Linked DNA regions of Mus musculus: region 2 is linked to region 1. Evidence: chromatin contacts called from ENCODE Hi-C or POLR2A ChIA-PET data. All regions are on one chromosome and are shown on one strand. Each heading gives the region's core, a stretch centred on a gene start or an enhancer-like site at or near the end of the contact. The rest is flanking DNA. Distances are from core to core; before and after follow the strand shown. Region 1 holds the start of Tmem245 (transmembrane protein 245). Region 2 holds the start of Frrs1l (ferric-chelate reductase 1 like).

Region 1 (6,122 bases), core at 1,844-4,343:
GAAGGGCACCAGGAGTTCTGACTGCCAGCAGATCTTTGCCTGCCAGCAACAGGTTCAGAATATGACCTGACTGCTCTCTAGTTTTTCAGATCTGACGTCTCTTCCTCCTGCTGGACAGGACTGATAGATACCACAGTGCAGCTGTAGCCCTGTCAGAAGCTAGTTCAGTGCCTAGCACAGAGGACACATGCAAAAGCTGGATCTTTGAACATATGACTCATCTGCCCCGTGAACGTGGGTCTGCTTACAGGGTACTTTCCTCTCTGCCTCTGTCATGCTGGCTCACATTCACAAGTTGTCATAAAGCATTAGGGCCGATGCTTTGCATTAGGCAGCCCAGCTTGGGCTCACAAAACCAAACGCTGCGGCCTCGGAGATAGAAAACTTACGGTACGCCCCTGCCCGGTTACATGTAGCTTCAACCAGTGTCAGGTGCAGGCTAACACGCCTCACTTCATCCACGTCCGACCCCTATCGGCACTGGCAGAACTCAACTCTGACAGTTGTCTGTCGCCAGGTAAGCTCAACCTGCAGGCACCCAGCTCAGCTTAGTCCTCATGCTCTAATTCACTCATAACGGTCTCTTATAATGGGCTTGTTGTGCTTTGTAACTCCCTCCTCATCTCCCTTTCTCCCATCACTGTGACCAAACTACTGTATTAGGAGCCTTTTAGTAGTATTTATTGAAAGGCTATGGTGTAGATCAATGGTAAACTGTGTGATTGTCACATTTAATTCAACACGGGTAGATACAAACATGAAGACTGACTTCAGGAAAATGATACTAAACAGGTATATAGACTGAGCTTCACAGGTATTTTCCTAAGTGTGTAAGCCCTTCCACTCTCTCCCTGAGGGCCGAGGAGAAATGCCCTATTTCCTCCCATCCCTACTAATTTACCTCTGAGCTCCACCTCTTACTCTGGCTGGAAAGGATACTATTCACACAAGGCAAGCCTTGCCTTCTTCACTTCCTAGATTCAATGGATGACACCTGAATGGATGACAGCTGAAATGTTACAGAATCTGTAATCATGGCTGAATTTCTTGAGGACTTTTCTTATACACACATAATGGTCTTTTATTCGAGGAATTTAATCCACGTAAACTGACTTCTTCAACAACAAAAGGACACTGATTTTAGCTTCCTTTTTTTTTTCTGACTTTTTTTTGGAATTTCAACAATTTATTAGATGTATGAGTTTGCGTGAACTTGAGTTGCTTTTAGCTTCCTTTTTTAAAAACTATTTTTAAAGATTTATTTTTATTATTTTTATTTAAGGATAGGTAAGAAACATTCATGTGTATGCAGGTGCTTGGAGAAATCAGAAGAGGGTGCTGGGGCTCTTGAAGTTGGAAGTAGAGGAGACTTATCAGTGATGCAACATGGGGGCTAGGGGCAGAATTCAAGACATCTGGAAGAGCAGCAAGTGGAAAACCTCCGGGCCCCTGTATTTAACTTAAGAGTAAACAACAGGAGCGGAGCTACAGCTCAGTATCTACAGCACAAGCCCACTAACACTTGGGTTTGGTCCCCAGCACAAACAGATTTGACAGCCACAGATTTGACAGTAAGCTATTCATCTTTAAGGCGGTCACACTAACTGAACCTGTGGCCCACAACTGTGAGAAGTGTACACTTACCTCTGTGTATGTCTGTTCCATTAGGATATGCTAATTTATGAGGCTGAAGGTACAACTCAGTAGCACACATGACACCCCCAGCACCACCACCCCCGCAAAAGTACTCCTATACACCCCGAAGAAAAGTACCTGACAATGTCTTCAATCAACTTTAAACAAGAACCAAGAGATGACCTCATGATCCTGGGACCAATTAGCAATCTACCTTTGGCAAGTTTAAACCTGCTCTAGCAAAGAAAGGCAATTACTTTGTAACGTTAATAATCTCAGGGCATATTCACTTTTTCAGTAACAAAGTGAATAAAGGTGAAATAGTATGGGGTGTATACACGCTAGATCTCGCGCTGTCTAGGATCTCGCTATTCCAGCGTTGCATTCTTAGCCCCTGTGGTAGTTTACCAACCAACATTCTTAAGATTCTTAAGCATTAAATAACCACTTCACTTTAACCTTGCCCGATAAATATGTGAACTAACCAGCCTGCGACGTAGTCTGAGTCAGGAATTCGCCTCTAAGATTATCTTTGCGATTCCTTCCAATTCTGAAGTTCCTCGATTGACACCTGGTATCTCTCTCCTTTAACGCAGTCCATTGCTAACGTAGACCGGGTCGCAATGGCCCCCACATAAGTAATACAGTTCTCGAAAGCGCCCAGAGTCACACACAAACTAGGGTGAAAGAACTGAACTCAGCCAAAGGACCTTTTCCCTAGCGGAGGGCGGGTTTCAAATCACACCCGCCTCTCTGGAAGGAAGCGCGCCAAGTCCCTCGGCCGTGGGAAGGCGCTCACTGGAGGACCTTTGGCCGCCTTGTCGCGGCGTCCCGGGTCCCGCCAACCTCGCACGCACTCCCCCATCTCACTCACCCACAGGCTGCTGAAGTAGTCGAGGCCGCGGCAGATGAGCGCGCCCGCGTGCGCCAGCAGCACCTGCACGCCCAGGTAGCTGCCCAGGCAGTAGAGCCCATAGAGCAGCGGGCCGCCCGCTCCCAGCAGCAGCAACAGGCGGCGGCGGCGCAGCGCCTGCTCGCCCAGCGCCTCCACGCCGTAGTCGGCGAAGCAGAGCGGCAGCAGCAGCGCGGCCAGCACGATGGGCGTGTGCGCGCGGTGCAGGCGCCGCAGCCACAGGCGGCCCAGGCGCGTGAGCGAGCTCTTGAACGGGTGCAGGAAAGTGCCGCACAGCACGGCCCAGAGCAGCGGCCGCAGGAAGGCCTCGAGGATGAAGTACACGAGCACCGCGGCGCCGCAGCACAGGCACACGAACAGCACGGCGCCCGTGTTGTAGAAAGCCTGCTTGATGGGCTTATCGAAGCGCAGCGCCAGCGCCGCGGTACGCGGGGTCTCGCCCGGCCCGACCGTGCGCGGGGCCCGGGACTCTGGCCGGGGAGAGCCCCGCGGGCTGGGCGCCTCAGCAGGGCCGCCGCGGTCGGCCATCGCGCCTCTGCCTGGACCGAGGGGCGGGGCTGCGAGCGGGGGAGGAACGCGAGGCGGAGGAGGGCGGTGCAGCGAGGATTTGTGGGTTTTGTAGTTCCCAGCGTGCGGTGGAGCATGCGCCAGAACCTAAGGAAACTACAACTCCCAAGAGGCTGAACGCAAATGCCTCCGCCCTTGGGCCCAATGGTCCCACAGGGACCAGGTAACAAGTTTTGAGGGGGTCCAAGAAAATGGGGTTGGGAGCGGGGGCGGATACTTTAATTGATGTCAACTTTTCCGGAGACAGGATCTCAAAAGAGACTCAGAGATGGAAAACACAAGCTGTATGTCTAAAAACACTGATGCACAGACTTAGTTTAACTGATTTATTTAATAAATACTTATTTTTAATCGTGTGTATGTAACATGTGTGGGTGACCAAAGAAGCCAGAAGTGTCTAATCCCCACAGACAGAGTTACAGGAGGTTGTGAACAGCCTTATTTGGATGCTGGGAATAGACCTCAGGTCCTTTGGAAGAATAATACACACTCTTAAACACGTTTTAAAGTGTTCTCTTATGTATATGACAGGGTTTTAAGTAGCTATTGCCTGGTCTAGGTGCTTGGCTCCTACCAACTCATTTTATCTTTAGAACACCCCTACAGAGATGCTACTAGTCTTGTTTTGTAGAAAACAAGGGGCGCAGAGAAATTAAGTACCTGGCCTCGTACAGCTTCCAAGTAGGTGAAGCAGGTTAACACTGTGGACGCTTATTCTGTAGTTTTTCTGTCTATGCTAACTGAACTGAACAGGGGATCCTGTTAGGAGCCCTTTGATAGTATCTATTGAAAGGCTATGGGTGTAGATCAGTGGTAAACTGTGTGATTGTCCCATTTAATTCAACACGGGTAGATACAAACATGAAGACTGACTTCAGGAAAACGATATTAAAACGGTGTATATATACCGAGCTTCACACATGTCTTCCTAAGCGTGTAAGCCCTTCCACTCTCTCTCTGAGGGCCGCGGAGAAATGCCCTATTTCCTCCCATCCCTGCTAATTTACCTCTGAGCTCCACCTCTTCCTCCAGCTGGGTAGAATACTATTCACACAAGGCAAGCCTTGCCTTCCTCACTTCCTAGATTCCTAATGGATGACACCTGGGTTACAGCAGCAGCTGAAATGTTACAGACTCTGTAATCATGGCTGAATTTCTAGGGAACTTTTCTTATACTCACATGTAAAGTTCCTTAGAGAACCATAATGTGCTGTGACTATTAACCTTTTGTGCCTCATACAGATTTAGGAGCCTCAGTATGGGAGCAATCTAAATACCTCAGAATACCTATAGCAGAATGTTAAACAGCCACTCTTTGCTTTTAGTACCTGGGGGGTCAGGTCAGCAAAGCTCCCCACTGCAATGCTCTCTCTGGCAAGGGATAATGGAAATCAGAGTTCTTACTACAGGGTGCTTGTGGAAAAAGAACAAGCCCTGAGCAGTGCGGGGGTTCTTCCGCCCTAAGGAAAAAGTGTTGGGATCCAAGCCTGCTTCCTATAAAATACAGTGAAGAGGATTTTTATTTGGGAAAGAGACAGAAGGAAGAGATATAAGTGGAGAGAGGGAGGAAGGGAAAAAGAGAGAGCTGGCCTTTACATCTTTATGGAGTACGCAGTGTGGGAGGAGTCCACCATAAGAGATAGCTATTTCCTGTTCTCAGTAAACTTTCATATTACTTTCAGCGTGTCTTCTCTTTCTGTTCTAATATAAATATGGTAGTTTCCATATGAAGAAACATTGCTAACTATGTCCTGGATGTAAAAGGCGGGGGTGGGGAAGGAAAAGGAATTCCTTTCTCCTTTCCATCTTGCTCATAGGTCTGGGGTCTTTGAAGTCTCAGTCAGCAAATGTTTGTGTCAGTTGTATAAACATTTTACTGAGCTATGTAACTGCTTTGTTCAGACCCCCTGATATCACCATCGCAAATTATAGTCAGATTTGCTGTCAGTGCACATATTCATTGACTTGAGCTGCTCTTTATATAACAAGGCGTCACCTTCATAGCTAAAACCTTTTGGGAATGGGAGGTGCTTGACACGTGCTCAGAGCTGTGAGTCAGCACCGAACACCCATGCTACCCGGGGGCTCAAAGCTCAGAGTCCAGGGCCCAGCATAAGATGGGCAGTGCTTCTGACGTTCCATCCTTCAAACTTCTAATCCCTGTAAAGCCAAAGCAGAGTGCAGGAAGAGCTTAGAGAATCTGTGCCTTTTGTCACTCAAGCCAGTCACTTGTACCCAACAGCAAAGCCTCCTCCGTGGGTGGCTACTTCCGGTCTGGCTTCCTGTCTCCTAACAAAAAGGGCTCAAAGTGCATCCAAATGATCCCTCAAGCCGGCAAATCTCTCAACTACAAAACCTAAGTTCCTGTAAACAATAAGTCACATAGCAAACTCTTTACCAAAGGGTACAAGGCCTGTGAGTGTTGCCTGAATTGTGTTGGGGCCCCAGCTCAGCAAATGGAAGAGATTCTGTCATCCTACTATACTCTGTTCCCAAGTCTCAATGAAAAGGGAACTTGCTGCACCTTTCAAAAGGGTTCTAACGGCCAAAGAGAACTGACAGGCATCGGGTAGAATTTGCAGTGAAGAAAAGAACTCTAATAGAAGAGAAACTGAGGTGTTATAAACTGAGAAGTATTTGTATGGCCTCCTGTAATACTCTGGGTTGGTTGGTTTTCACCTCCCATAGGACTCAGCATGCTGCTGTCAAAGTTGCTGGTTGATGTATCTTTCTTCCTACAGAGCTCCTACGGAGCAGGGACTGGGTCTGCTCCAGTTCTGTGTGTCTATGACCTGGCACAGCCAAGGATATTCATGATCCGGAGTAAGAGCTCAAAACGTACCAAGCAAGAGAATGAATGTGTGCTTTCATTTCCCAACGGCCGGTCTGTGCTTCCTGCATGATCCTGAGACTTTCAAACACACATCTGGTTGCCAGGAGAGTCAAAGGACTGAGCTGTAGGACTCTTGCGTTGCAGAGCTGGGAGACAAGGCGAGAGATAAAGGCC
Region 2 (6,122 bases), core at 934-3,433, 43 kb after region 1:
CGATAATTACTTATCCTAAACTTCTCTTTTCCATTTCTTCAGTTGTGTGTGTGTCTGTGTGTGTGCATGCACATGTCATGTGTATGTGTGACTATGGATGGGCGTATGCCACACATGCTCCGAATGTGGAGATCAGAGGACAGCCTCAGATGTCAGGTCTCTCCATCCATCCGGAGATAGGGTCTCTTGTTAGCTGCTGCATATCAGATGGCCCACATGCTCCAATGATTCTATTGTCTCCATGTCCCATAGCTCCACAGGAGTACTGGGATTACAGACACAGGAGCTACTGTACCTAGCTTTACATGGGCTCCAATGCTCTGAACTAGGGTTTGTGAGGCAAGGGCTTTACCAACTGCGCCATCTCTCCAGCACCCTACCATCAATTTTGAACAAAGACATACAAGCCACCAATCTTCTATTACAGAGATGAGGACAAGGTCTTAAAGGATAGTAGAGCAACAAGATGGAAGGCACGTAGGTCCCTGAGTGACAACATGGAGTAGAGTTGCTTCATCAGCCCTTGAACAGCCAGAGTCGAGGTCACTAAGTGTGTGTGTGTGTGTGGGGAGGGGTGGTTCAGCAGTCTCTATTTAATAAATATATTTCCAATATTATTGGAAATAAATATATTTCCAATTCATTCTCTCCACCTTCCTTAATATAATAATTGTATTATTTTGAAGTGGATACTGTATGTCTTTTTTAGCTACAAGATTACCTGTCCCCAACTCCTTTACAGCTATGTGTGACCACATGGCTAAGAAACTAAAATCATTCTATGGAACTTCTATCAGAGTAGCATCCTTAATAAGTAGGCAGTCAGTATTTTCTCCCCACTTTGTCTTTTTCACCCTCTGGAAAGTGAAGGTAGTGAGTGGGGTTCAAGCAGCTACTTGGGGTCATTAAGCTATAAGCTGAGAATTACGAAGGAGCAAAAGGTCCCTAAGACTGGAGACTTCATGCCAGCTTTGGATTGTGGGGCTTCTAGATTTCCTTGTGTGAGAGAGAAAATCCTATCTTATTGATGATATTAACATTTGTATGCTGCGTATAGCTGAACCTCATCCTCATTAAGAGATATATCCACGAACAGATAACCTCATTTCAACCCTCAGCTTGATTCTTGGCTCCTCTTTGCCAAGCTTTCCGAAAGCTGCGGAAGTAAGAGACCAGTTTCCATTCCTTTTATCAGAATGGCTTTGCCTTTTGTACTCTTTGAAACAGCTCCTCAGGGAAGCTGGCGAAGAAATCTCAGTCTCTGGGCCCAGATGGTCCCAACAATGGTGGCTCACACTAGGAGACTACAAGTGTGGTAGCAGCAGATGTGGGGTGGACTGGGGAGGGAGCTATGACCCATCTCTGGCGCCTGGGCAATGAAAGATGGAGCGACAGTACCTGTAAATTTAGGTTATTCCAGACCTACCAGGAGGTAATTGTGCAACGGTTGTCTCTAAGTTGGGTTTTCTGCTTCCCGCCTGCTGCCCTGGGCTCCGGAATTCTAGTCCAGATGGCGCCTCCTCCATTGCAGGAGAATGGAGGAGGCCAGACGCTGAGAACTAGGGGAGCATAAGCTTAGCACCTTCTATCCACAGCCTCGCAAGACTTGAGACTGACTCTCCCGGCCCTAGTCTCCCCACGTGTAAAGAGGGGAGCGGGCGCTGACAGCTCCTCCAGACTTCCCTCCTACAGGCTGGGTCAGAGAGCCGGGCTCCCTACTCTAGTCTCATCTGTGCCCATCTGCCTCCACTGACACCTTTGCGGACCCTTCCTGCGCCCCTCAACCTCCCACCCCCAGGTCGCCCCTCACCCTCTGGTAGCCTCACCCTCCTCTGACAGGTAGCGCAGGTCGTAGAACTCGCTGGCGAAGGTGCCGTAGGAGGAGTCGTGGCGCGGCACTGCCTCGTCCGCGCCCGCGTCCCCTCGCGCGCGTCCCCGGGGTCCCCGGCCCCCCGGGCCCGCGCTGTCGTCCGCGGGGCTGGCATCGCAGGCAGCGATCCCCGCCAGCAGCAGTCGCAGGAGCAGTGGTACCCAGGCCGGGCGCCGCAGGGGTTGCCCCGCCATCGCTGCGCACGGATCCCGCAGCCAGGCCGCTCCGGCCGCAGCGGGGACCCCGCGGGCGCGGGCCGGGACCGAGCCGCCGCCAGCACGCGCCGCGCAGCCGCGGAGCGCCCGCACCCGCCGCCTCCCTGCCTCGCTCTGCGCATCCTCGCTCCAGCCCCGCAGCCTGCCCCCGTCCGCTCAGCATCACCCCCTCCTCGCCTGACGCTCCTTCTTCGCGTCCTTCTTTCTATTCTCCCCATCGCCCAGTCGCCTCCAGATTTGACCTTTCTGGTCCCTGGGTGCTTAGTGTGGCCCGCTGATCTACAACATCAGCACCACCTGGGAGCTTGCTTGTATCGCTTCAGGCCCCACTCTGGATACACAAAGCAGAATTTGCTCTCTTACTCAAATCCCCAGCATCCAGTTTCCACACCTTATTAGAATGACTGTCGCCAACATCTTGCTCCTGCAACTTTTCGTCCGGAGAAAAAACTTACTAGACTCATAAATTTCTCTGGATCATCACAGAAGGAAGATGAAATCACAAACTCCCACTATCTACGTAGTCAAGCAGATATCAGAGACAGTGTGGAAAGTGTAACTTAAGACCTTGGCAAAAGCCACAAGTGCTGGAGTATAACCTGAGCCTTTCAAACTAGGCAAATGGTTTACCCAATTTCCCCAGAAGCAAAGTGCACAGACATTAAGTGAGCTAACCATGTCTGATAAGCACGACGAATCTCCACGTTTTCACATCAGCTTGTAAGACACTGCATTATTTATCTGGCCATTCATTTGCTCAATTATATACACAGATCCCAGGTTTGTCTTTAAATGACCCTTGTTGGGGTGGTGACAACTAGTTGTCTTCTGCAAGAAATAGTGACACTATCTCTTCCTCGATGCTACTTCAGAACCTTGCATGTAAACCTTTCTTCTGGTTCTTTTTTTTAAAAAAATGCATAAAGTAAGGAAACTGCTACTGAGGCAGAAAAACAGATTCCAAATGCACACCTAGAAGTCAGACTGCCTGGGTTATCAATAATGACCAGTGATCACTAATTCCCAGGATGTAGTGCATATTAAATAAGACCATGTAGGGAAAGGGTTGTAGGGTTCAATGTCACTGATGTCATAACCTTGCACAGAACTATGAAATACTGAGAAGCCAGTAATTTCAACTGATTTTTAGCCCAGTGGCTGGAAGACATGGGAGCTGTATCGGGATGGGAGATGCCTTGGGAAATCCAAAGGCCAGCTGTTCATTATTGTATATAGCCGACAGGTCATCAGAAGTTAACTATGTTAATCCTGCCAGGGTCTCACACTGAACCTGAAGCTCACCTCAGCTATGCAGGCTGGGCTGGGAGCTTGGGATCCCCCTGTCTTCCCAGCACTGGTATTATCGACATGCTGCCGCATACTGTTTTTTATTTGGGCATCAGGGATTTGAACTCAGGTCCTCATGTTTGCACAGCCAGTACTTTACTAACTGAGCAGTCTCCTGAACCCGGACCTTGCTGGATTTACCTGTCTAGTGAATCCCTAGGATCCACCTCCCTCTGCTTTCCACCCCAACACTAGGGTAATAGAGAAATGCTGCTGTGCCAGGCTTTTATGTAGGTGCCCAGGGTCCCAACTTCATTTCATACAGCAAACACATCACCCACTAACCCATTTCCCAGTCCCAGTTAGTCACTTTTAAAAGAAGAAGCATTTAATTTCATTTTCATTTTTAAAAGACAGACAACCTTTATTTCTCTTCTCATCAAAATAATTTCTCAAAAGGACCTTTTTTTTCTGTTATAAAACATCCCCAGATTAGTGCTACCATTCAGTATCCAACCAGGAACAGATGTGCCCTGCCTCTGACCGCCTGGTGTATGTCATTTTTCACTTTGAATTTCATAAGATATAAAAGCTGTGATCTTGGAAGTCCCTCAGAAAGTTAAACATAGAGTTGCCATATGATCTGGCAATTCCAAGAGGACCCAAAACATATGTTCACACAGAAAAATTTGTGTATGACTGTTCATAAAATTATCGTTCATAATAGCCCCAAAGCAGGAGCAACCCAAACATCTGCCAACTGAATAAATAGATAAACAAAACATAGCATCCTCATCATCTCCATTATTCAACCACAAAGACAGAATGACGTCCTGATACATGCGATAACACAGAGGAACCTTGAAAACATGGTTAAATGAGAGAAGCTGATCATGGAAGCCCACATACTATATGATTCCAGTTATATGAAGTGTCCAGAATAAGCAAATTCATAATCAGAAACCTACAGGCCAGGGTAGGGGTGGTTAGTGGTTGCTAGGGGGTGGTTAGTAGTTGCTAGGGGAGGGGCAGAGTCACAGGTCAGATTATGTTTGCCCTGCATCATGGACACGCTGAAAGACACTGAGGTACACACTTTAAAATCACTAAAATGGTGGGTTTTAGTCCAAGACTTTAAAGGTCTGTGATCTTTGAAATGGTGAATGATAACAGCGATATCAGAACCTTCCTGTGCTCTTTGGGAAAATAACATTCCTGATGCACCCTGGTGGGAATTTCTGAAGACCAAAGGCTTCCTTTCTCACACCCAAAGATCTGTGCTGTCCCTAACCTGTCAACTCTATGAGTTGAGGGTACCAGACCTTTGCAGTAACATGCCATGACTTCCCAACTAAGAGTCTGAGGCCATGCTGTACAGTCCCAGCTCTGTAATGATCATGTTAGCAGACTCTCTCCTCTCCTCTTGAATCCACAGTGGGTGGTTGTGTTACCCTCTAGTGCTGTTGTTTGGGTCTAAAGCAGACCAAGAAGGTAATAATTGCACAACTCCTTATAGTCACTGTGAGCTCCCCCAGGGCAGCTTTGCTGTCTCAGCACCCACCATACATTTAAGTAGGCAGAAGATAAATGGCCACTGCGGCCACTCCTCTCCTTGGGATGAACTGCCTGCGGTTCTGGGTTTGCACATACAAGAGCAACCAGCATGTTTGTGCTCAGGTTTGCAGGGATGTCCACCCACTGAGACTCTTGTGAGCCCAAGGGAGAGGTGGGGGACAAGGTAGGAGCTTGCAAGCCTCCTGAACGCAGCGGCTAGAACCTCCATGCACACCTACCTAGGAACAAATCAAGTCAGACTCGTGGGATACACATGTGGCCCGAAAGCTCCGGAAACCTTCTGCTGTGTTCTGGAGGCTTCCATCTGAGAGCAAGGGGGAGGAGTGCACACTGCAGAGAGCAGCTCAGAAGAGGAAGCAGCTGCTGGGTTGGCAGGAGGTGACAACCCTGTGTTCTATAGGAACATGGTTTGTGTCACGTGCACATGATAGAGGACAGCCAAAGCCATTTTGCTAGTAATCTAGGGGCTTCGTGAGTAAAAAGCACCCACCCAAAACTCCACTTTCCCCAGACAGCTCCACAGAAAGAGCAGGACAATACAGAGCTATTGATGAGAAGAGGGTCATGGCCTATATAGGTCACAGCAAGCCCCACAAGTGTCGATAACTCCTCCTGACATTTTTTGTACCATACCAAGGTACAGGAGGGGTGGATATGTGTACTGACAACCAGGATTCATCAGGAAAGGGCTGAACACCCTCCAGGACACTCTGTGTACTAAGGCAAGGAAATGTGCCATACATCCTATAAAGAGTTCCCTCAAAAAAAATATTAAATTGTAGAGTCAGTCCTTAAAGGGTCACTCCTTGGTTAACCGAATACCTGTTTACATACCTCGTTTGCATCAACGCTAGTCAGTGAGGCAACTTTTATAGTCATTAGTATCAAATTATTGGCACCATTCATTTGTAGGGGTGGGGAGAAGGCAAACTACAATACAACATAAAAATACAGTTCTGGTACAAAGGTACGACTCGATCAGTTCTATTGACCAAGCAGTCATAAGAAATGGATGTGGACGGTTTACATACGAGAAAACACAGCTCATAACTCATCACACGGAAAAGTGTTCAGCCTTGCTAGCAGTTCATCAAATCAGACAGCTTCTCAAGAGTAACTATACACATCTATTAAACTAGCAAAAAATAAAATAAGTTAGAATAGCAAAACTCAGT

What was found. A loop is a pair of places that touch in the nucleus more often than their neighbours do. ChIA-PET counts read pairs that join two places held with the same protein, here RNA polymerase II (POLR2A).
Region 2: a map of left cerebral cortex shows a loop between it and region 1 (2.3-fold over the local background). The contact joins the promoter of Frrs1l here to the promoter of Tmem245 in region 1. A Hi-C loop is called at or near these places in 2 of 37 maps with a recorded cell type or tissue (both left cerebral cortex). POLR2A ChIA-PET finds 5 or more read pairs at or near these places in 2 of 5 experiments (both embryonic stem cell).

The regions. Positions count from the first base shown.
Region 1 is chr4:56,944,336-56,950,457 of GRCm38, forward strand. It overlaps Tmem245 (transmembrane protein 245), which reads right to left and starts at 3,094. Exons shown (of 18, transcript NM_001369260.1): 1 at 2,510-3,094. The coding sequence starts at 3,076.
Region 2 is chr4:56,988,208-56,994,329 of GRCm38, forward strand. Frrs1l (ferric-chelate reductase 1 like) reads right to left here and starts at 2,184. Exons shown (of 5, transcript NM_001142965.1): 1 at 1,827-2,184. The coding sequence starts at 2,064. It overlaps Epb41l4b (erythrocyte membrane protein band 4.1 like 4b), which reads right to left. Exons shown (of 25, transcript NM_001355492.1): 25 at 3,765-6,122.